3 separate regions of the Homo sapiens genome follow, and regions 1 and 3 are each linked to region 2. A link is a loop called in an ENCODE intact Hi-C map of the cell type or tissue named here. Cell type or tissue: heart right ventricle. All regions are shown on one strand. Region 1 holds the start of NUPR1 (nuclear protein 1, transcriptional regulator). Region 2 holds the start of LOC124903674 (a long non-coding RNA gene). Region 3 holds the start of CLN3 (CLN3 lysosomal/endosomal transmembrane protein, battenin).

Region 1 (8,000 bases), 77 kb after region 2:
GAAAACAAGCTTCACCTCCTCCAGGAAGTGTGCCTTCATCTCCCTATCTCCAGAGAGGTTAGGTGCCCTCCTGGGAGCTCCCAGCCCTCTGCGTTTACTCCAAGCTGATGGCGCTGGGTTGTCATAGGTGTGCCTAGCAACGTCACGAAGGTGTAACTCTAAGCAGGAAGAAAATAAACTTCCTCGTGGCAGATTTTACATGCACCTGGAGGCTTGAGGATGGGAAAATGAAACCATCCCTGTAAACCTCATGCAATTAATCAGAGAACAGAGAGGAGAAATGGAAACAAGCCAGGCTTGCAGCACACCCAGCGCTGATCATGAGGTCAGCTGCCCCCTGATCTGCTTCCTCTTAGTTGTCTGGTGCCTGCTGTTCTAGAATCACGTAGACCTGGTTACAAGATCATAGTTCCCCTTAACTGCACTAGAGATAGCAACTTGAACGTTATGAAACATTAAATGTTACTTTTGAGAAATTCCTTCAGGTCCTGCGTGCCGGTGAAGCGACTGACTCCGCCAGCCTGAAGGACCCCACCAGGAGCTAACTCCCCAAAAATGTCTTTTTCACATCATGATGATTTCATTTCCCTTGCTCTGACCAATGACCCCAATTTTCTAGCCTCTCACCCTCCATAATCCCCTTAAAAGCCCCATCCCAGAATTCCCTGGGGAGATGCATTCGCAGGTCTCCTCCTATCCCCTTGCACAGTGCCCTGTGATCATGAAACTCTCTCTACTGCATCCCTGCTGTCCAGTGTAATAGGGCTGTGACAGGGCAGCAGGCATACAAATCTGCTGTTCCTGTAACAAAAAGCACACCTCTACGTCTAGATGGAGCCACGTCTAGAGCCCTGCAGATCCATGCTAGAGGGGTTCCAGCAGGCTGGAGTACAATGGCGTGATCTCGGCTCACTGCAACCTCTGCCTCCTGGGTTCAAGAGATTCTTCCGCCTCAGCCTCCCGAGTATCTTGAATTACAGGTGCATGCCTCCACGCCCAGCTAATTTTTGTATTTTTAGTAAAGACGGAGTTTCACCATGTTGGCCAAGCTGGTCTTGAACTCCTGACCTGGTGATCCACCCGCCTCGGCCTCCCAAAGTGCTGGGATTACAGGCGTGAACTACCGCGCCTGGCCCTTTTTTTTGTTTTGTTTTGTTTTTTGAGATGGAGTCTCGCTCTGTCGCCCAGGCTGGAGTGCAGTGGCGCGATCTGGGCTCACTGCAAGCTCCGCCTTCCGGGTTCATGCCATTCTCCAGCCTCAGCCTCCCCAGCAGCTGGGACTACAGGTGCCCGCCACCACACCCGGCTAATTTTTGTATTTTTAGTAGAGACGGGGTTTCACCATGTTGGCCAGGCTGGTCTCCAACTCCTGACCTCAGGTGACCCACCCAACCTCGTCGGCCTCCCAAAGTGCTGGGATTACAGGCGTGAGCCACCATGCCCTTCCTCCTTCTCTCATAGGCTTCTTTCTTCCAGCACCTGTAAGATCAAGGCCAGGGAGACCTCCTTCCCTGGCTCCATCTGGGACAATCACAGTGTTTCTGTGGTCCCCTGTGAGGCTACAATTCGCCTCTCAGTTCCTGCATTGCAGAGCAGGTGGAAGCTGAGCAAGCAACACTGATCTTAGCAGAGCCTCATGTATTCAACTAGACATTTACTGAGCTCAGACTGAGTGCCAGGCATTGAGGATACAATATGGCAGGCAAGATTCCTGCCCCGAGAATAATGATAATTAAAATAGCAAGCATTTATTGCACACTGATTATCTTCTAGGCACTGCGCTAAGCATTTTTTTTTTTTTTTGAGACCGGGTCTCACTCTGTCGTCCAGGCTGGAGTGCAGTGGCGCGATCTTAGCTCACCGCAACCTCTGCCTCCTGGGTTCAAGCGATTCTACTGCCTCAGCCTGCTGAGTAGCTGGGATTACAGGCACACACCACCACGCCTAGGTAATTTTTGTATTTTTAGTAGAGACGGGGTTTCACCATTTTAGCTAGGCTGGTCTCGAACTCCTGATCTCGTGATCCACCCACCTCGGCCTCCCAAAGTGCTGGGATTACAGGTGTGAGCTACCGTGCCCGGCCCCAACCTTCTTTTCTTTTTCTTTTTCGAGTGCAGTGGCACGATCATAGCTCACCGCAGCCTCAAACTCCTGACCTCAAGTGATCCTTCCACCTCAGCCTTTCAAAACAGTGGGATTGCAGGTGTGCCTCACCTTATCCAGCCTAGGTGCCATTAATCCCACTGTATAGACGAGTAAACAAACATGCAGACTAAGCTTGTCTAAGAGCACACAGCTAACTAGGGGGCAGAACCAAGCTTTAGACCTGAGAAGCCCTGTTCCAGAGCCTACTCCTTTAACCATTAACTAAACTAAACCAACGGTTGCATGCCAGTGGGGACAAATAATGGTAAAGCAAACAAATAAAAAAGATACTGGCCAGGTGGCTCACGCCTGTAATCCCAGCACTTTGGGAGGCCGAGGCGGGCAGATCACCTGAGGTCAGGAGTTCGAGACCAGCCTGGCCAACGTGGTGAAACCCCGTCTCTACTAAAAATATAAAAATTAGCCGGGCGTGGTGGCACAAGCCTGTAATCCCAGCTACTCAGGAGGCTGAGGCAGGAGAATCACTTGAACCCAGGAGGCGGAGGTTGCAGTGAGCCGAGATCATACCACTGCACTCCAGCCTGGTGACAGAGTGAGACTCTGTCTCAAAACAAAAACAAACAAACCAACAAAAAAAGGATGGAGTCTTGCTCTATTGCCCAAGCTGGCCTTGAACTCCCAGCTTCAAGCAATCCTCCCAGCTTACCCTCCCAGAGCCCTGGAATTACAGGCATGAGCTACCGCACTAGGCCAATCTTTGCTTAATTTAAGATTATTTTCCTCTTTCTCTGATCACCTGGTCTGTTATTATTGGCCCAATCCTGTTTTCATTCAAGTATCCTGTCTTCACTTTCATTTCCTGGGTGTTAAGGAACTCATACATCATCCAAATCTGGGAAAACAAAGGCTAAATTCAATTCCGGCTCAGGCAAGGGAGAAACACAAGCAGAAGTTCAGCTTTTTGTGTTTTTGTTTTTGTTTTCAGACACAGTCTCATTCTGTTGCTGAGGCTGGAGTGCAGTGGCTCGATCTCAGCTCACCACAACCTCTCCCTCCCAGGTTCAAGCGATTCTCCTGCCTCAGCCTCCTGAGTAGCTGGGATTACAGGCACTTGCCACCACACCAGGCTAATTTTTGTATTTTTAGTAGAGATGGGATTTCGCCATGTTGGCCAGGCTGGTCTTGAACTCCTGACCTCAGGTGATCCACCCACTTTGTGGATCTCCCAAAGTGCTGGGACTACAGGCATAAGCCACCACGCTCGGCCTCATTGTGTCTTCTGCCTCAGTACATCCATATTTTGAAATACATATTATTTTATTATAATTTGTTTTTGAGACAGGGTCTCCCTCTGTCACCGGGCACTGTAGCATGTGTCTTTCAAACATTATCTCATTTGATCCTCTCCCCAACTCTAGGAAGAAGATACAATTATTATCATCCTTATTTTACAGAATTGGAAACCAAGGCACAGAGAGGTGAAGGGACTCGCCCAAGGTCACACGGAAAGTGGTGGGTCAGGGGATTGAACTGAGGGCAACTGGCTCCAGACCCTGAACTCTCCAACCCTCTGCCACCCTCCTCCTAGGTGAGGGAGATTACATTACTGGGGACCCTGTTTCAGGATATTAAGGGGTTTTCCAAGATGTTTCTCATAGAAAAAAGAAAAAAAAGGGTGTGGCTCATGCCTGTAATCCCAGCACTTTGGGAGGCCGAGGCAGGCAGATGACTTGAGGTCAGGAGTTCAAGATCAGCCTGTCCAACATGGTGAAACCCCATCTCTACTAAAAATACAAAAATTAGCCAGGCATGGTGGCAGATGTCTATAATCCCAGCTATTCGGGAGGCTGAGCCAGGAGAATTGCTTGAACCTGGGAGGAGGAGGTTGCAGGTTGCAGTGAGCCAAGATCACACCACTGCACTCCAGCCGGGCGACAGAGACTCCATTTCAAAAAAAAAAAAGAAGACAAGCAAGATGTTGAGTGTGACTGGGTGGAAGCCACTGACTTGTCCCTGGCACAAGTGTGCTGATATCCCTTCCCCCTCCTTCCTCACGTCCTGCATCTCAGCGAGAATTGGGGTGCCGGGGTTAGCTGTGTGGCCGTCATCCCAGGCCCAGGTGAAGCCCTCGATCAGGTGAGGCCATGATCCCAACGAGTGTTTTAGCCCAGATCCTGCCTCTTCCCTGCTTTCTGCCGAGAAGCGGGACCTCCTCTATGGAAAATATCCAGCTGGGTGAGCCTGGGAGGGAGGAGGTGAGTTGGGCTGGACTCAGGGACCGACTCTTCCCGTCTCATGACTGTGTTTACTGGGCTGGATTTTGGGAAGGGGCCAGATTGCATCAGACAGGGCCTGATGGGCTGGAGCCAGACTGTGGTCTGAGGAGGAGACACAGCCTTATAAGCTGAGGGAGTGGAGAGGCCCGGGGCCAGGAAAGCAGAGACAGACAAAGCGTTAGGAGAAGAAGAGAGGCAGGGAAGACAAGCCAGGCACGATGGCCACCTTCCCACCAGCAACCAGCGCCCCCCAGCAGCCCCCAGGCCCGGAGGACGAGGACTCCAGCCTGGATGAATCTGACCTCTATAGCCTGGCCCATTCCTACCTCGGTAAGGCCCACTCAGCCATCTCCACGGTCCTTCCTCCTCTCCCGAAATCAGGACCCACCCCTCTTGTTTCCTCTCATTTCCTTTCCTTTCCTCTTCGTTTCTTTCTTTCTTTTTTTTTGAGAGAGTCACTCTGTCACCCAGGCTGGAGTGCAGTAGTGTGATCACAACAACTCAAACAACTCACCGCAGCCTCGAACTCCTGGGCTCAAGTGATCCTCCTGCTTCAGCCTCCTGAGTGGCTGGAACTTCAGGTGTACACCACCTGCAGTGGTGAGATGGGGTCTCACTATGTTTCCCAGGCTGATCCCAAATTCCTGGGCTCAAGCAATTCTCCTGCCTTGGCCTCCCAAAGTGCTGAGATTACAGGAGTGAGCCACCCTGCCCAGCCCACTCACCCTTTTCTAGCCAACCTGTTCCTTGGACCCTCACGTCACCCCTGTCTAATCCCTTATCCCAGGAGTGCTATGTTACTCAGCCTGGGACCTCACACACATCTGGGGTCCCACATTCCACAGAGGGGAAGCAGCAGGCTTCTCCCTGCTCTTCCCATCCCCACAACCCTGAACCCCTGCCTCTCCTCTGACAGGGCCTCTCATCATGCCTATGCCCACTTCACCTCTGACTCCTGCCTTGGTTACAGGAGGTGGAGGCCGGAAAGGTCGCACCAAGAGAGAAGCTGCTGCCAACACCAACCGCCCCAGCCCTGGCGGGCACGAGAGGAAACTGGTGACCAAGCTGCAGAATTCAGAGAGGAAGAAGCGAGGGGCACGGCGCTGAGACAGAGCTGGAGGTAAGGAGTCGGGGGGCCCAGAGAGCTCAAGGTGGTGCTTCTGCCATGAAGGACAGGCCGGAAGGTGTGTGATTGGGTGGGGAGGAGGGATCAGGCAACTGTTGTCTTGATGCAGAATAAAACGAGACATATGTTTGATTGTGAGTTTCCTAGTGGCCAGAGCAAAGTGGGAACACAGAACCTTTCCAATTGAAGGGAAATTTGACTTACAGAGACAGAAATTGAGGATAGAGAGGGTGGGTCCTTCCCTGGAGTCACAAATCAAGTGAGTGGGAGAGGCAGAATTAGAACCCAGATCTCTGTCCCTTTTACCACCTGCTTTTCCTCACCCCCCAGATGAGGCCAGACCATGGACACTACACCCAGCAATAGAGACGGGACTGCGGAGGAAGGAGGACCCAGGACAGGATCCAGGCCGGCTTGCCACACCCCCCACCCCTAGGACTTATTCCCGCTGACTGAGTCTCTGAGGGGCTACCAGGAAAGCGCCTCCAACCCTAGCAAAAGTGCAAGATGGGGAGTGAGAGGCTGGGAATGGAGGGGCAGAGCCAGGAAGATCCCCCAGAAAAGAAAGCTACAGAAGAAACTGGGGCTCCTCCAGGGTGGCAGCAACAATAAATAGACACGCACGGCAGCCACAGCTTGGGTGTGTGTTCATCCTTGTTCTTTGTGTGTTTTTGTTCGGGCATGTGTGTGCTTGCCTGTGCCTGCACATTCATGAGCCTGAGAGAGCATCTTTGATGTGTATTTGTGTTTGGTGTATGTATCTGGGGCAGGGAGTGTTCCTGCTCTTGCAGGGTCTACGCTGTGAATGCAGCTTTTGGTTTGTTTGCTTTTGCTTGCATATATTTTAGTGCATACATTTCTGTGGGCTCCTACGTAGTGGAAAGGAATTTCTTCTGCTTTTTTGCGATACTGCCCATGAAACACGGCCCTCCCCAGCACCTGTTTTTGTTGATTGTGTCCTGTTCATAGACGGGAACGCTACTTATGAGTGCCATCTAAAAGTCAGAGAAAACTGAGATTTAAAATATTAAAAGCCAGGGCCGGGGGCAGTGGCTCACGCCTGTAATCCCAGCACTTTGGGAGGCCGAGGTGGGTGGATCACAAAGTCAGGAGTTCAAGACCAGCCTGACCAACATGGTGAAACCCCATCTCCACTAAAAATACCAAAAATTAGCCAAGCATGGTGGCAGGTGCCTGTAATCCCAGCTGCTCAGGAGGCTGAGGCAGTAGAATCGCTTGAACCCAGGAGGTAGAGGTTGCAGTGAGCCGACATCGTGCCATTGCACTCCAGCCTGGGTGACAGAGGGAGACTCTGTCTCAAAACAAACAAACAAACAAAAACTAAAGTCTGGGAGCAGTGGCTCATGCCTGTAATCACAGCAGTTTAGGAGGCCGAAGTGGGAGGATTACTTGAGCCTAGGAGTTTGAGACCAGCCTGAGCATCATAGTAAGACCCCATCTCTACAATTTTTTTTTTGAGACAGAGTCTCACTCTGTTGCTCAGGTTAGAGTGCAGTGGCACCATCTTGGCTCACTGCAACCTCTGCCTCCCGGGTTCAAGCAATTCTCGTGCCTACGCCCCCTGAGTAGCTGGGATTACAGGTGAGCACCACCACGCCTGGCTAATTTTTGTTTTTTTGTTTTTTTGATACAGAGTCTCACTCTGTTGCTCAGGCTGGAGTGCAGTGGCATGATCGCAGCTCACTGCAACCTCCGCCTCCTGGGTTCAAGCTATTCTCCTGCTTCAGCCTCCTGAGTAGCTGGGACTACAGGCACCTGCCACCATGCCTGGCTAATTTTTGTATTTTTAGTAGAAACAGAGTTTCACCATGTTGGCCAGGATGGTCTCAATCTCTTGACCTCATGATCCACCCACCTTGGCCTCCCAAAGTGCTGGGATTACAGGCGTCAGCCACCACGCCTGGCCAATTTTTGTATTTTTAGTAGAGATGGGGTTTCATCATGTTGGCCAGGCTGGTCTCAAACTCCTGGCCTCAAATGATCTGCCCACCTCAGCCTTCCAGCCTTTGGGAGGCCAAGGAGGGAGGATCGCTTGAGGCCAGGAGTTCGAGACCAGCCTAGGCAACATACCAAGGCCCTGTCTCTACAAAAATTTAAAAATTAGCAAAGCATGGTGGCTCATGCCTGTAGTCCTAGTTGCTCAGAGGCTGAAGTTGGAGGATCCCTTGAACCCAGTTGGAGGCTACAGTAAGCCATGATGGTGCCACTGCACTGCAGCCTGAGCAATAGAGTGAAACCATGTATTGAAAAAGAAAGAAAGAAAGAAAGAGAAAAAGAAGGAAGGAAGGAAAAGAAAGGAAGGAAGAAAGAAAAGAAAGAGAGAAAGGAGAGAAAAAGAAGAAAGAGAGAGAAAGAGAAGAAAGAAAGAAAGAAAGAAAGAAAGAAAGAAAGAAAGAAAGAAAGAAAGGAAGGAAGGAAAGAAAGAAAGAAAGAAGGAAAGAAAGAAAGAAAGAAAGAAAGAAAGAAAGAAA
Region 2 (8,000 bases):
ACATATTTTTGGACCTGAAACAGAAATTCTGGAACACCTATATGGTAAGACAGGCGTTTGAAAATGTTATCAGTATCTTTTTGTGTGTGTATATACACACACACACACACACAATATACAATACAATATATATACATATACAATCAGTAACTTTTTGTGTATATATGTGTATATGTATATATATGTACATAGATCCACAAAAATATATACTTTCTGTGTACATATTTATAAAGATTTAAAATGTTTTAATTGACACATATATGTATGTATTTTCAGAATACATGTGATGATTTGATACATTTGTATAATCATATCAGGATTCTTTGTGTGTGTGTGTGTGTCTATATATATATATGTATATATATATTTTTTAATAAAATTTTTTTTGAGACAGGGTCTCATTCTGTCACCCAGGCTGGAATGCAGTGGCATGGTCATGGCTCACTGCAGCCTGGACCTCCTGAGCTCAAGCGATCCTCCCACCTCATCCTTCTGAGTAGCTGAGACTACAGGCATGTGCCACCACACCCAGCTAATTATTTTTAAATTTTTTGATAGAGACAGAGTCTCACTATGTAGCACAGGCTGGCCTCAAACTCCTGTGCTCCAGTTATTCTCCCACCTCAACATTAAGTACATTTTTATTAAACTATTCCTAAATTAGAGCTCCAGTTTGGTTGGCAGAAGGGTCCAATATTTTGACAGAGAAATCTTAAAGTTATTTTGATAGATGTATGAGGAGAGGCTTTAAGAGTGTCTATACTTCTCATGAATTGGAAAGAAATACTTTCTCTGGGCCGGGCACGGTGGCTCACGCCTCTAATCCCAACACCTGGGAGGCTGAGGCAGGCAGATCACTTGATGTCAGGAGTTTGAAACCAGCCTGGCCAATATGGTGAAACCCTGTCTCTACTAAAAATACAAAAATTAGCTGGGCACGGTGGTGTATGTCTGTAATCCCAGCTACTCAGTAGGCTGAGGCAGGAGAATCACTTGAATCTGAAGACAGGTTGCAGTGAGCCAAGATCTCACCACTGCACTCCAGCCTGGGCAACAGAGCAAGACTCCATCTCAAAAAGAAAAAAAGAAATGAAATAATATCTCTGAATTTTAGTCCATGTTCTCAATGATTTCTGACTTTATTATATTAACTCTTATTAATGATCAGAATTTATTTTGTAAATTTTGCAGCCAAAGGGACAATTTATTTTGTAAATTTGGGATTCTATTTGCAAAATAAGGATGGTAGACTGTGAGTGGCTTAATGGAATCATTCCCACATTCAGAGCCAATGTTTTCAGGTGAGCATTCTGCGGAGTCCTGGTGAAAAGAACTTTAACATCACAAAGGTATTGATAGTGAAGGAGAAGGTTTCCAAGGGTTACTCCAAGGTTCAAAACAAATCAGCGGTTTTACTGTTTGCTCGGCACAAATATATATAGTCCAGTCCAGTGCAAAATTTAGGCCGGGCACGGTGGCTCACGCCTGTAATCCCAACACTTTGGGAGGTGGAGGCGGGTGGATCACAAGGTCGGGAGATCGAGACCATCCTGGCTAACATGGTGAAACCCTGTCTCCACTAAAAATAAAAAAATTAGCAGGGCATGGTGGTACGAGCCTGTAGTTCCAGCTACTTGGGAGGCTGAGGCAGGAGAATCACTTGAACCCGGAAGGCGGAGGTTGCACTAAGCCGATATCACGCCACTGCACTCCAGCCTGGGCGACAGAGCGAGACTCTGTCTCAAAAAAAAAAAAAAAAAAAAAAAAGAGCGGGAAGTAGCCGGCTCACACTTGTAATCCCAGCATTTTGGGAGGCTGAGGCAAGAGGATCGGTAGAGCTCAGCAGTTTCAGACCAGCCTGCGCAACACAGTGAGACCCCATCTCTACAAAAATAAAATAAATTAGCTGGGCATAGTGGCAAGCGTCTGTTGTCCCAGCTGCTCAGGAAGCTGAGATGGGAGGATTGCAAGCCTGGGAGGTCAAGGCTGCAATAAGCTGTGATTGCACCGCTGCACACCAGCCTGAGTGACAGAGTGAGGCCCTGGTTCAAAAAAAAAAAAAAAGAGCAGGAAGTAGAATTGGGAAAGAAAGAAGCTTCAGGCAGGGATTTGTAAATGAACAAAACCGCAGGAATATTTGCATACTGTTTTAAAAAACAGTGGTTACAATGAGTGAGTCTCATCTACCCTCAGGAAAAGAAAGAGGGTATACCAGCAGTCTAAAGCCCAGCCCATTTGGAGATTTTTTGGGAAGATTTCTTGTGATAAGAAATTGTCGGCCGGGCACGACAACTCACACCTGTAATCCCAGCACTTTGGCAGGCGGATCACTAGGTCAAGAGATTGAGACCATCCTGGCCAACTTGGTGAAACCCCGTCACTACTAAAAATACAAAAATTAGCCAGGCATGGTGGCGGGTGCCTGTAATCCCAGCTACTCAGGAGACTGAGGCAGGACAATTGCTGGAACCCGGGAGGCGGAGGTTGCAGTGAGCTGAGATCGTGCCACTGCACTCCAGCCTGGCAACAGAGGGAGACTCCGTCACAAAAAGAAAAAAAAAAAGAAAAGAAAAGAAACTGTCTTCCAGGTGCTGTCCTAGGTGTTAGTGGAAGATACCCAAAAAACCATATAAAACAGAGATTCTGTCCTAAAGGGACTTAGAGTCTAGTGGGATAGATAGATAAATAGACAAGTCATTAACTAGAGTTCGATGAGAAATGCTCTCAGAGCCCATGGGTACTCAGCACAGCGAGGAGGTGTGGGAGTGGGGATCAAGGAAGTCTTGCTGGGGCCAGGCACCAGTGGCTCATGCCTGTAATGCTAGCACTTTGGGAGGCCAAGGTGGGTAGATTGCTTGAGCTCAGGAATTTGAGACCAGCCTGGGCAATATGACGATGAAACCTCATCTCCACAAATACAAAAATGAGCTGGTCATGGTGGCTCACACCTGTAGTCCCAGCTACTCAGGAGGCTGAGGTGGGAGGATCTCCTGAGCCCAGGAGGTCAAGACTGCAGTAAGCTATGATTGTACCACTGCACTCCAGCCTGGGTAACACAGCGAGACCCTGTCTCAAAATAAAAAATAAAAAATAAAAAAAAAGATCTGGAGTTAGGCACATACTGGGGGACAGGTCATTCCAGGGGCAGAAGAGCTGAGTAGAGTTGACAATGTGTAAAGCACCACGGTATGCCCAGAGGGGAGAAACCACAGGCAGTTTGGTGTTCACAGAGTATTTGTTGAGCAACTTGGAATGAGTTTGGATCCTGGAGACTGTTGAACACCCGGAGCTGAGGATCTTGCACTTCACGGTTAGGTAATTGCAGCAGAGGAAACCAGAGTGGGGGGTTATTGTAGCCAAGTTCACATAAGAAATAATGAAGTACGTCGGGTGTGGTGGCTCATGCCTGTAATCCTAACACTTTGGGAGGGTGAGGCGAGAGGATCCCTTGAGGTTAGGAGTTCGAGACCAGCTTGGGCAACATAGCAAGACCCTGTCTGTATTTAAAAAAATAAAACTGGCCTGGCATGGTGGCTCACACCTGTAATCTCACCACTTTGAGAGGCCGAGGTGAGCAGATCACTTGAGGTCAGGAGTTCGAGACCAGCCAGACCAAAATGGTGAAACCCAGTCTCTACTAAAAATACAAAAAATTAGCCAGGCATGGTGGCGCACGCCTGTAATCCCAGCTACTCAAGAGGCTGAGTCAGGAGAATTGTGGGCGGCAAGCCACCCAGGCACCGAGGCAAGAGACAGAGGACACGATCTGTTCCAGTATAATAAAATATAAAACAAGAATAGTTATACCAGATATAGATCTTAGATATGATTATATATGAATATCATTAATCATTAGTTTGTAGCAATTACTTTTTCTTCCAATATTATAATAACCCTCGCTCAATAATCATAGCCTAGGAAAAACCAGGCCATACACAGATAGGAGCTGAAGGGACATAGTGAGGTGTGACCGGAAGACAGGAGTGCGAGCCTTCTGTTATGCCTGGACAGGGCCACCAGAGGGCTCCTTGGTCTAGCGGTGACACCAGCATCTGGGAAGATGCCCGTTACCAGGCGGATCGTGGTCCAGCGTCTCCCTGTGATGCTGTGCTTCAGTGGTCACACTCCTAGTCCACCTTCATGTTTCATCCTGTACACCTGACTCTGCCTTCTAGATAGCAGTGGTAAATTAGTGAAAATACTAATAGTCCCTGATATGCAGAAATAATGGCATAAGCTGTCTTTCTCTTTGTCTCCTCTCCCTCTCTGCCTCGGCTGCCAGGCAGGGAAGGGCCCCCTGTCCAGTGGACACGTGACCCACGTGACCTTACCTATCATTGGAGGTGACTCACATTCTTTACCCTGACCCTTCAGCCTTGTATCCAATAAATAACAGCGCAGCCCGACGTTCGGGGCCACTACCAGTCTCTGCATATTGGTGGTAGTGGTCACCCGGGCCCAACTGCCTGTGTTGCCCAGGCTTCCTGTGTTGGCCGTGCTGTCACCAAGGTCACAGCATCCTGAGAACATGGTTTTCTCCTTGACTAACAAGGCCTCGGGGTCTGTCTCGGGGTTGGCCTTCCACCGGGTCAGCGGGATGATCCGGCGCAAGCTCACGGTGTGTCTCCTGGTGGTAGAGGGGCTTGTGTCAACCTGTGGCCGGGTGGGGATGCTCCTTCCCAGCTGGTAGGCTGCCCCCAGGCTCCATGCCCTGCCCTGGCCTGGACACTCACGCTTTGCCTTCTTCATCAATGTCATCTACCTCATACCTGTGGACAAAAGGAGGAAAATGCAGGATGCAGCCAGGGGCACAGTCCCTGTAGGGGAGTGTGGAGGACAGGGGCAGGGCAAGGACCCGGTGCTCCCTGCACAGCCGGCCCCGCCCACAGCACGCTCTGTGGAGTTTTTCTCCTGCTGTGCAGATGAGAAGCAGAGTGGCAGCCCAGGCAGGTGCAGTGACCAGAGAGCAGCCCTGGGGCTGTTGGAGGAGCCCCTGGGAGCCTCCATCTCCCGAGTGAGCCCAGCAGGACTGTGACCCGTTCGGCCAGGTGTCCTACAGGGGCTGCTGGGCTCAGCTACAGATGGGCGAGACCGCAGCATAGTGGGCGCCCAGCGGGAAGAACCAGGGAGGGACAAAGTGAGTTTGCAGGTGGTGGAGAGGCTCTCTTCTTGATGTCGGTGCTGAACCAGAAGTGTGTTTAAGGAGAATTTCCTAAAATTCAAAGAGTTCCACGGGAGTCGCGGCTAGGCCGGGGCGCTTCTTCAGCATCTACCTGCTCTACGGCCTGAACCCCCGTCATCAGGGCCACGTTTATATGGGGTTCACTGTCAGCCCTGCTTGTCAGGTCCAGCAGCACAATGGGGGCCACACAAAAGGCAGGGCCCAGGCCTGGCGCGGTGGCTCAAGCCTGTAAACCCAACACATTGGGAGGCCAAAGCGGTTGGATCACTTGAGGTCAGGAGTTCGAGACCAGCCTGACCAACATGGTGAAACCCCGTCTGTAATAGAAATACAAAAATTAGTCGGGCATGGTGGCACGTGCCTGTAATTACAGCTACTCAAAAGGCTGAGGCGGGAGAATTGCTTGAAAGATGGGGCAGGGGGCAGCGGCAGAGGTTGCAGTGAGCCAAATCGGGCCATTGCACTCCTGGTGAGACCGGAAGGGTCTCTGTGCCAGGAGGAAGGCTTCCTGGAGGAGGCGGACCCCGCTGGGCACAAGCCTGATGAGAGGGAAGGGCATGCCTGTGACATGGGTGGGGAGTCCAGGGTGGGGACGGGACTGTCACAGAGGAGGAGCATGACGGGGAGACAGTGCCCTGGGAATCTTGGCGGTGGAACTCCGGGGAGGAGCTGGCTGGGGCGGAGGTGATGATCCAGGATGCGGGCCAGCGTAGGGGTCTTGGTGGGCATGCTGGGGTCGGATGGAGCGCAGGAGAGAGAAGAGGGGGGACAGGTGGGTACCTGGGCTGGAGGCGCGGCCTGAGGTGGGCAGGTGCAGGGGGCGTGACTTCATTTAGGGGCAGGGCCTGGGGCTAGGCTGAAGCCGGCAGTGAGGACCCCGCTCTCGGGTGGAATTGGAGGGGACCCGCGGTTGGGCGCGGCAGGGCTCACAGGGACACCCCCGTTCTCCTCCCCAGGGAGAAAGTGCTCGTCGTGCACGGCTTCCCGCCCGCCGTGGCAACCCTTCGGGTAAGGAAGGAGACCAGGCGGCGGCAGGCGGGCAAGGGCTTGGGGTCCGCCCCCCTGCCTGGAGCCGCCCTAACTCCTCCGTATCCTGCCGCTGTTGGAGTGGGCCTGGAACCCCCTCCATAGGCGCGCCTCCTACTCCCGCTGCACCCCGACCTCCGCCGGGACCTCTATGCGCCGCGCCGCACGGGCGATGGCCTTCGGGCCTCCCCGGCCCCAGGGCACCGCGCAGGTCCCTTTGCTGGCACCAAGCCCGAGCCTGAGCCGGACCCGGGGCCCAAGAGGCCTGTGCGCCCTGCGAGCCCTTGAGCTCCAGGGGAGGTCCGCCCCAGGCAGGGCGGCTCATCCCCCAGACCACTTCGGATCCAGCTGTTTGTTGAGGAGCCAGGAAACGCCCTGACACTTTTGCGGCCCTGTCCCCGTCTCTAAGATGGGGATGATAGTATTTCTGGCCATTCCTGAGCACAGCAGGACCTGCCTTTTCCCTTTGACTGGAAGGTTCTTCTCTACACCTATCTTGATAACCTGCCACCTCCACAGGGAGGTCTTCTCTATCTCCCGATTTAAAATTGCAGCTCTGAGAAGCCGGGCATGGTGGCATATGCCTGTAGTCCCAGCTACGGGGGGAGGCTGAGGTGGGAGGATCGCTTGGTCCCAGGAGTTGGAGGCTGCAGTGAGCTCTGATCGCTCCACTGCACTATAGCCTGGGCAAAAGAGCAAGAAACTGTCTCTAAAAATATAAAATAAAATTGCACCTCTTGTGTACTTCCCCGTCTGCTTCTTTACCTGAATACTTACTATCTCACCGGCTAGGTGCTTTATGACTCTCGTTAGTCTCTCCCACCCCAACCTTTGCACTACATTGCCCGAGGGCAGCTCTTGTCACTGCTGTAGAACAAAGTCCTGCACAGAGACGATAGCCAAGAAATAGTTAATAAAATAATGGAAAACGGGTGCCTTCTACTGAGCACCCGCTAATAGTGAGTGAGTAGAGGACTTGCCCTGGGGACATTCAGTGACCTGCTGGGTGTTGCTGAGCTGTGAGGAAGTTCAGGTCTGGCTGCAGTGGTGAGGCTGTGACTCAATCAATCACTGCTGATGCTCCCAGGACCTGCACCAGCTTAGTCCCAGGGGCAAGGATTTTAAACCCCCACCTCCATTTCCTCATCTGTAAGATGCAAATAACAGTCACCTCTGCCTCACGGGATGGAGCTGTGTAATGCCCGGAACAGTGCCTGCTGCATAGAGGGGTTGCTGCCAGCTGCCTCTCCCTCCTTGTCTCTTACCTGCCTGCTGCCTGGGACAGGATGAAGCGGGGCCCTTGTGTTGCCCCAACCCTGGCTGTTGGCTAAGAGCCCACGTGATCTGCCTGTGAGAGGAGTTCCTTCCGGAAGAACCAGGGCAGCTTCTGCCCCTAGAGGGCCAATGCCCTAGCTGAGTGCAGTCCCCCGGCCCCAGCCTGGTCCAGCTTTGGGAAGAGGGTGCCCAGTTGTGCAATCCAGGCCGGGGCAGCCGTGTCCTGATCTTGGTATTCAGGGCTGAGCCTGGAGGGGGCTTGTGATGCCTGACTCTGTCTCTCTCTCTGGCCCCATGCCTTGGTAGCTGTGAGGCGTCACTGCTTTGGGTGACCTGATCTGGCTGTGATGGATGAGCACGGGGGAAATAGTGGAAGACTCGGAATTAGAAGACGTGAGTGGGCTTTGGCCCCAGCCTCCCTACCCCACTCCCTGTCCTGGGCTGCCTGTGACCAACCTTGTTTCTGCAGGCACACTGGATAGCCCTGCTGGAGCTCAGTGTCCCTAATCCCCTCCAG
Region 3 (8,000 bases), 120 kb after region 2:
TCCCCACTTCATGTCTTCTGTCATCTCCAGGCCCTCTCAGCCTTCCAGCCCCCTCGTTTTGGCTGCCTCTAAGGCCCTCCAGGTCCTCCTGGGCTTCCTCCTCTACAATCTTCCCTGTCTTTCCCACCGCCACCACCCCCAGTTCCTCAGCCGCCTGCGCCTCCCGCTCTACAGTGGGGACTGCATCTCCCAGGAGGTAGGAGACAAAGGTGCCGAGGGAATCCTAGGAAAAAAGAGAGAGAGAGGGGAGAGTCATTGAGGAGAGTCCCAGCCCTTTCCCTGGGGGCCCTGGCTGGAGGAGCCCAGGTTAAGGAAGAGGGTACTGGGATCTGAAAGGAGAAGAAGAGGATTTGCAGAAGGAGCCAGAAGGGGCATCGATTAGGGGTACGAGGACGCATGGTTGGAGGTGGGGACTGAAATTCAGAAAATATTAGGCCAGGAGTCTGCCTGAACCTGAGAAAGCAATCTCCAGTTTGAGGAGATCAGAAGGAGGAGGGGAAAGGTGAGGCCCCAGGGGAGGTGCCCGGAAGTGAGGCCCCAGGGAATGGGGTGCAAGTATCTGGCAGCTGTCTGCCCTTCTCACCAGTGCCCCCCTCAAGGCCTGGTGCAGCCCAGGGAGGTATAGCCGGAGGAAGTCCATCCTGTCTGTCTCTGTCTGTGTGTCCAGAAAGCTGATAATGACCGTCCCCACCCACCAAGACAAGCCAACCTTCCCCAGGACCAAAGGCACTTCCTCTTCCCCTGTCTCCCTGATGCGTCCCCACCCCAGGCCCTGCCCACGGCCCCTGATGCCCACAGTAGCCCCCACTGCAGCCCGGGAAATGGGTGTACATCACACAGGGGACTCAGGTGCACATTTGGAAATAAAGGACAAGCAAGAGGCCAGAAAGGACAAAGTGGGAGCAGGAGACCTTAGAACTGGGGAGGGGGAGAGGGAGGGGACATGTGGCAACAGCAGCTCAAGTGACTCAGGTCTCGTATCCGCACCTCAGCCATTTCTGCCTCCCCTACAAGCCACAGCCACTCTGCAAGAGGAAGCTGGGGTTTGTGGTTCCTGTTTTGCCTGGGAAGAAAGAGTAGCAGTGAAGAGGGGGCTGGTGGGAGCTCTGACACATTTCGGCGTCATTAATGCTTCCCCCAGGGGCGGAAGGGGCCGGATTGGTGGCTCTGGGGTGCATCCCCTCACCTATGATTAGGCTTGCAAAAAAGAACTTGGCTAAACTTTATATTGTGGATATCTGTGTCTGCCTCCCACCTTCCTGTGACTTCCTTGATGGCAGATGCCATGTATGAAACGCTGCTGAATTTCTAGAGCCCTGCACGTTAGTAGGATTCCATTTTCCATCAGCTGAGTGACCTGGGAGGCACACTAGAGAGGGCACATTTCTTTTCTTTTCTTTTCTTTTTTTTTTTGAGACAGTCTCACTCTGTCACCCAGGCTGGAGTGTAGTGGCGCAGTCTCAGCTCACTGCAACCTCTGCCTCCTGGGTTCAAGTGATTCTCCTGCCTCAGCCTCCCGAGTAGCTGGGATTACAGGTGCGTGCCACCACACCTGGTTAATTTTTGTATCTTTAGTAGAGACAGGGTTTCACCATGTTAGCCAGGCTGGTTTCGAACTCCTGACCTCAGGTGATCTGCCCACCTTGGCCTCCCAAAGTGCTGGGATGACAGGCATGAGCCACCACACCCAGACGAGAGGGCACATTTCCAACTGCATTCTGAAGGCCTGGTGGTGAGAAAGAGCATATAGAGGTGGCACAGCCCATAGCAGAGATGAGGCCAAGGACAAGAAGAGAATGCAGGATGCCGCTTTCCACCTAGAAGAAGGTAAGGGTATGATTCCTTATTTGGAACTACATAAAGTGACCTTGCTCTACTTCTCTTCCCCATACCCTCCTTCTCCCCTCCCCAGCCCCACTTTCCTATTCCAATTAGGGCAATTCTATGAAATCACAGCATCAGAATCTTAGGCCTTAAAATCATTTAGTCTGGCCAGGTGCAGTGGCTCACGCCTGTAGTCCTAGCACTTTGGGAAGCCAAGGCAGGTGGATTGCTTGAGCTCAGGAGTTTGAGGCCACCCTGGGCAACGTGGCAAAATCCAGTCTCTACAAAAAACACAAAAATTAGCTGGGCACAGTGGTGCGCACCTGCTGTCCCAGCTACTCGGGAGGCTGAGGTGGGAGGATCACCTGAGCCTGGGAGGTCAAGGTTGCAGCAAACCAAGATCCTGCCACTGCACTCCAGCCTGGGCAACAGAGCAAAACCCTGTCAAAAAAAAAAAAAAAATCTGGTCTAAGCACCACCTTTGATGGAGGCAGGAATCCTGCAGCAGCCTGGAGCCAACCCAATGGCTCCCTGCCTCTGGTGCTCTATTTCTTATCACCATACAGGTCTCTAAGGTCACCTTTAGGTCTAACATTGTATGAATGATTGTCAGCAACTTTCCAATTTTTTTCATATACATATATTTTTTTTATTTTATTTTTTACTTTTTCTTTTTTTGAGACAGGATCTCACTCTGTCACCCAGGCTGGAGTGCAGTGGCGTGATCATAGCTCACTGTAGCTTCAACCTCCTGGGCACAAGTGATCCTCCCACCTCAGCTTCCAAGGTACCTGTGACTACAGGAATGCGCCACCATGCCCGGCTAATTTTGTTATATATATATATATATATATTTGTACCTTGGTTTTCTCATCTGTAACACCAGGGGTTGAAGTGCTGTGATATTTTTTGGTTCTAGGATAATTTGGAAATAGGGATCTCTTAACATCTTGGATACTGCCAATAGATCATTCACGAAATCCCTTTAGATGAGTGTTATGTTTACTTAGGTCTCTAAAACAATTTGTAAGGTCAACAGATGGGGATAAGAATGACCTGAAGCTGGTCGTCTTTGTTCGCAACCAGAAACAGTCCTGCCTCAAAAAAAAAAAAAAAAAAAAGGGAGTAGGCAGGTGGCCATATTTGTTTCTGGCAAGTGAGTGCTGAAGGAAAGGAGCTGAAGCCTCCCACAGTCATAACTGGTGCTGGCAGGCTACTGTCTCGGTCTTGGGCGCCACTGATCTAAGGTCACGGCTCTGCTTGCTGCTCCCACCCGCTCCAGTTTAAAACCTGCGGTTCCAGGGTTCTCCAGCCCCTCCCTTTTTCACGCTCCGAAGCCGAGAAGGCCCAAAGCGAAGACAGAGAGGACCCGGAAGTAGGGAAAACCTCTGAGCACGTGATGGGGGAACACGCGGGTGCTGTCACGTGATCCGACAAACGGCCTCTGCATAGTGCAGAACATTCTGCTGCTCTTAAAGGTACAGGCCTCAGGGTCCCTGCTGTAGACGGGGCGGGGGAGAGTACGATGGGTGGGGCGTGGTGGGTCGTAGGGCGCTCGAGATGGAGCCCCCAGCTTCCTTGATGGATCGCGGGGCGCGAGTGCCCTAGACAAGCCGGAGCTGGGACCGGCAATCGGGCGTTGATCCTTGTCACCTGTCGCAGACCCTCATCCCTCCCGTGGGAGCCCCCTTTGGACACTCTATGACCCTGGACCCTCGGGGGACCTGAACTTGATGCGATGGGAGGCTGTGCAGGCTCGCGGCGGCGCTTTTCGGATTCCGAGGGTGAGTATTCCCGCCCACCCTCATGGAACGACCACCTCTGGCTCGCAGCCCACCTGAGGGGAATGAGAGCTGACTCGGCCCCGGGAGGACACGCAAGGAGCGGTCGTGCACCTGAGAGTAGGTGGGGGTCATGCCCTCTTCTCGCTCTCCCAGGGGAGGAGACCGTCCCGGAGCCCCGGCTCCCTCTGTTGGACCATCAGGGCGCGCATTGGAAGAACGCGGTGGGCTTCTGGTGAGTGGCCTGAGACTTCAGCGAGTGACAATGGCATGAGAAGAGGGAAGTGACCGGAGGAAAGGGGGAAGAAAGAGTTAAGCTGCGCAAAGGAGCTGAACCCACAAATATTTACTGAATCCACTGGTTTGCCCCAGGGGCAGCATGTAAAATTTCCAAACTTCACTCCTTATCACCTTCCGGATTTAGCAAGATCCTCATACCTACCACCTGTAGGATTATTTACTTTTTTCTTCCAGCCAATTCAGCCTTAACGTTTTTTAGTGCACATATTTTTAAAAAGAAAACTTTAAATCACGACTCCACTTGGAAAACCAGCGTTTTCCTAGTGAACGTTTAAATAAATGCATCACTACTAAAACTTTTTTATTTTTTTAATTTATTTTATTTTATCTTATTTTTTTTTCTTTTTGAGACAGGGTCTTGCTCTGTTTCCCAGGTTGGAATGCAGTAGTGCAATCACAGCTCCCTGCAGCCTGGAACTCCTGGGCTCAAGTGATTCTCCCACCTCAGCCTCCAAGTAGGTGTGGCTACAGGTGTGCACCACCGCATCTGCCTAATTTTTATATTTTTTTATAGAGATGGGGGTCTCACTATGGGACCTGGGCTGGTCTCAAACTCGTGGCCTCAAGTGATCCTCCTACCTCAACCTTCCAAAGTGCTGAGATTACAAGCATGAGCCACCATGCCGGGCCTGAACCTTTTTTTTTTTTTTTTTTTTTGAGACGGAGTCTCTCTCTGTCCTCCAGGCTGGAGTGCAGTGGCGCAATCTCGGCTCACTGCAAACTCCGCCTCCCAGGTTCACACCATTCTTTTGCCTCAGCCTCCGGAGTAGCTGAGACTACAGGCGCCTGCCACCACGCCCGGCTATTTTTTTGTATTTTTAGTAGAGATGGGGTTTCACCGCGTTATCCAGGATGGTCTCGATCTCCTGACCTCGTGATCCGCCCGCCTCGGCCTCCCAAAGTGCTGGGATTACAGGTGTGAGCCACCGCGCCCAGCTTTTTTTTTTTTTTTTTTTAATTTTATTTTATTTTTGAGACAGAGTCTCACTCTATCACCCAGGCTGGAGAGCAGTGGCACAATCTCGGCTCACTGAAACCTCCACCTCCAAGGTTCAAGCTATTCTCCTGTCTCAGCTCCCCGAGTAGCTGGGATTACAGGTGCGTGCCACCAGACACAGCTAATTTTTTGTATTTTTAGTAAAGACAGGATTTCACCATGTTGGTCAGGCTGGTCTAGAACTCCTGACCTTAGGTGATCCGCTTGCCTCCACTTCCCAAAGTGCTGGGATTACAGGCGTGAGCCACCGTGCCCCGCCCTGACATAGGGGCTTTGGGATCACAGACTTGGATTCACTTCCAGCCTCCAAGGCCTCTCCCAGAAACTCTCTGTGACCACTCTCCTTTTTTTTTTTTTTTTTTGAGATAGAGTCTCGCTCTTGTAGCCCAGGCTGGAGTGCAATGGCACAATCTCGGCTTACTGCAACCTCCGCCTTTCGGGTTCAAGTGGTTCTCCTGCCTCAGCCTCCTGAGTAGCTAGGATTACAGGCATGTGCAACTTCGCCCAGCTAATTTTGTATTTTTTAGTAGAGACGGGGTTTCTCCATATTGCTCAGGCTGGTCTCGAACTCCTGACCTCAGGCGATCCGCCCGCCTCGGCCCCTCAAAGTGCTGGAATTACAGGTGTGAGCCACTGCACTCGGCCTCTTCCTTTTTATTTTTTATTTTTGTGACAGGGTCTTGCTCTGTCACCCAGGCTAGAGTGCAGTGGCATGATCACAGTTCACTGCAGCCTCTGACTCCTGGACTCAAGCAATCCTCCCACCTCAGCCTCCCAAGTAGCTGGGACTACAGTGCAAGCCACCACACCTGGCTAATTTTTAAATTTTTTGTAGAGATGGGGGTCTCACTATCTTGCCCAAGCACCAAAGCCTGTATTTTTGACCCCAACATTGAATGAGGATGGGATCTGGTGATAGAGGGAAAAAAAAGAGGGGGCTGATTGAAGGGCACAGGTAAGGGAAGGTTTGGCACAAAGGCTACAGATGGCTGCAGGATGAGGAGGGAGTTGAGACCTGTCCTGCTCCTTCCAGGCTGCTGGGCCTTTGCAACAACTTCTCTTATGTGGTGATGCTGAGTGCCGCCCACGACATCCTTAGCCACAAGAGGACATCGGGAAACCAGAGCCATGTAAGTGACTCTCTACCACCACCACCATGGTTAGTCCCTGTGGGAAGATGAGGGGGTGGGACAAGGTGGGGTAAAGTTTCCAGTCTCTGGCTGGGCACAGTGGCTCACACCTGTAATCCCAGCAGTTTGGGAGGCTGAGGCGGGCGGATCACTTGAAGTCAGGAGTTCGAGACCAGCCTGGCCAACATGGTGAAACTCCGACTCTACTAAAAATACAAAAACTACCTGGGTGTGGTGGCACACACCTGTAGTCTGAGCTATTCAGGAGGCTGAGGCAGGAGAATTGCTTGAAGCCAGGAGGTGGAAGTTGCAATGAGCCAAGATCACACCACTGCACTCTAGCTTGGGCAACAGAGTGAGACACCATCTCAAAAAAAAGAAAGCTCTTGAATGTGTTATCTAAACAAAGTCCATTTACAGGGCCATCTGTGGCCTGTGGTCTAGTAGTGTGAGACTCATATGGAAACCCCCTCTTCATTGTGCATGCAGAGACGCTGAGGTCCTGAGAAGTCAGTCACTGCTGACCCAAAGCCATCCTTCAAGTGAAGGCAGAGCTGGGACGGGAGCCAGGCTCTGTGTGTCTATCCCTCTGCCTCCAGGGTGAAAGACATGCTTTTCTCCCATTAGGTGGACCCAGGCCCAACGCCGATCCCCCACAACAGCTCATCACGATTTGACTGCAACTCTGTCTCTACGGCTGTGCGTACTCATCTCACCTGGTCCTTGCCTGACCCAGGGCCCCTGGGTCTATAGACCCCACTCCCAGCCCTTCACTACCCAGCTGGGACTGTCATGATTAAAACAGTTGAGACCTGGGCTGGGCGCACTGGCTCACACTTGTAATCCCAGCACTTTGGGAGACCAAGGTGGGAGGATCACTTGAGCCTAGGAGTTTGAGACCAGCCTGGGCAGTATAGTGAGACCCCCATCTTAAAGAAAAAAATTAAAAAATATATATATATAAAATAATTGAGACCTTAATATAATTTCTGAGGCTGAGGCGGATGGATCACTTGAGACCAGGAGTTCAAGACCAGCCTGGCCAACATGGTGAAACCCCATCTGTACTAAAAATACAAAAATTAGCCAGGCATGGTGGTGCACGCCTGTAATCCCAGCTACTCAGGAGGCTGAGGCAGGAGAATCACTTGAACCCAGGAGGTGGAGGTTGTAGTGAGCCAAGATCGAGCCACTACACTCCAGCCTGGGTGGCAGAATGAGACTCACTCTCAAAATATATATATATATAGTTTCTGAGTCCTTTCTGTCTGCACCATATATTAGCTCATTTAAGCCACACAGCAGTCCTGTGAGCTAGGTGCTATGATATTCCCATTTTCCAGATGAGGAAACTGAAGCTCAGAGAGTATAAACTCTTGACACACAACTAAGGAGTGGGAGAGCTGAGACTTGAACCCAGGCGTGCCTGACTCCAGAGCCTGTGTTTGTAGCAGGCCTGTTTGGCCAGCTCCTGCCTCTCCTTGGCCACGTGGTTGGGAGGGTTGTCCCCTGGAAGCTCTGCGGTCTCACTCTATTCTCCTGTCCCAGGCTGTGCTCCTGGCGGACATCCTCCCCACACTCGTCATCAAATTGTTGGCTCCTCTTGGCCTTCACCTGCTGCCCTACAGGTCTGGGTGAGGGTAGTGGGAGGCAGGGTGGGCAGGAGCTGAGAAAGGGGAGGCTGGGATGGCTGAGATGCTGAGAGTAGAGACCGACCTTCCCCCTCCCTTCCCTTCTCACCCCCTCAGCCCCCGGGTTCTCGTCAGTGGGATTTGTGCTGCTGGAAGCTTCGTCCTGGTTGCCTTTTCTCATTCTGTGGGGACCAGCCTGTGTGGTGAGTGTGTGGTTCTGTGTCAGATGGGGAGCCCCGAGGAACCACATCAGAGCATTTGTGGGAAGAGTCTCCCCAGCCTCCCAGAGGAAAGGGATTCATTCTGTCACCCTTAGAAGCCTGCTAGGGCTATCAGC

The links. Hi-C counts contacts between places; a loop is a spot of excess contacts. Peaks named below come from ENCODE experiments on the same cell type or tissue, not always from the same donor. Only the 100,000 strongest peaks of a DNase experiment are listed, where the experiment ranks them.
Region 1: a loop joins it to region 2, with 5 times the contacts of the local background. A loop is called at or near these places in 5 of 110 quality-filtered maps.
Region 3: it touches region 2 in a loop (8-fold over the local background); 21 of 110 quality-filtered maps call a loop at or near these places.

The regions. Positions count from the first base shown.
Region 1 is chr16:28,535,508-28,543,507 of GRCh38, reverse strand. NUPR1 (nuclear protein 1, transcriptional regulator) reads left to right here and starts at 4,534. Exons shown (of 3, transcript NM_012385.3): 1 at 4,534-4,712; 2 at 5,353-5,502; 3 at 5,839-8,000. The coding sequence starts at 4,601. The coding sequence ends at 5,489. RefSeq lists an enhancer at 4,541-5,740. In heart right ventricle, no CTCF peak of the experiment used is centred here; DNase peaks (open chromatin) are centred at 325 and 4,447; H3K4me3 peaks cover 2,748 bases; H3K27ac peaks cover 2,909 bases.
Region 2 is chr16:28,612,107-28,620,106 of GRCh38, reverse strand. It overlaps LOC107984835 (a long non-coding RNA gene), which reads right to left. Exons shown (of 2, transcript XR_007065036.1): 1 at 7,474-8,000; 2 at 1,121-4,769. LOC124903674 (a long non-coding RNA gene) reads left to right here and starts at 5,576. Exons shown (of 2, transcript XR_007065047.1): 1 at 5,576-5,903; 2 at 6,139-8,000. It also overlaps a transcript of SULT1A1 not described here. RefSeq lists enhancers at 4,267-4,841, 5,830-6,379, 6,380-6,930, 7,178-7,678. In heart right ventricle, a CTCF peak has its summit at 4,018 (motif pointing right); a DNase peak (open chromatin) is centred at 4,046.
Region 3 is chr16:28,487,322-28,495,321 of GRCh38, reverse strand. It overlaps CLN3 (CLN3 lysosomal/endosomal transmembrane protein, battenin), which reads left to right and starts at 3,248. Exons shown (of 16, transcript NM_001042432.2): 1 at 3,248-3,302; 2 at 3,487-3,608; 3 at 3,762-3,840; 4 at 5,936-6,032; 5 at 6,660-6,731; 6 at 7,581-7,660; 7 at 7,781-7,866. The coding sequence starts at 3,563. APOBR (apolipoprotein B receptor) reads right to left here and starts at 679. Exons shown (of 4, transcript NM_018690.4): 1 at 584-679; 2 at 1-223. The coding sequence starts at 640. RefSeq lists enhancers at 3,038-3,237, 2,577-3,366. In heart right ventricle, a CTCF peak has its summit at 3,785 (motif pointing left); DNase peaks (open chromatin) are centred at 1,041, 3,231 and 3,801; H3K4me3 peaks cover 3,065 bases; H3K27ac peaks cover 3,653 bases.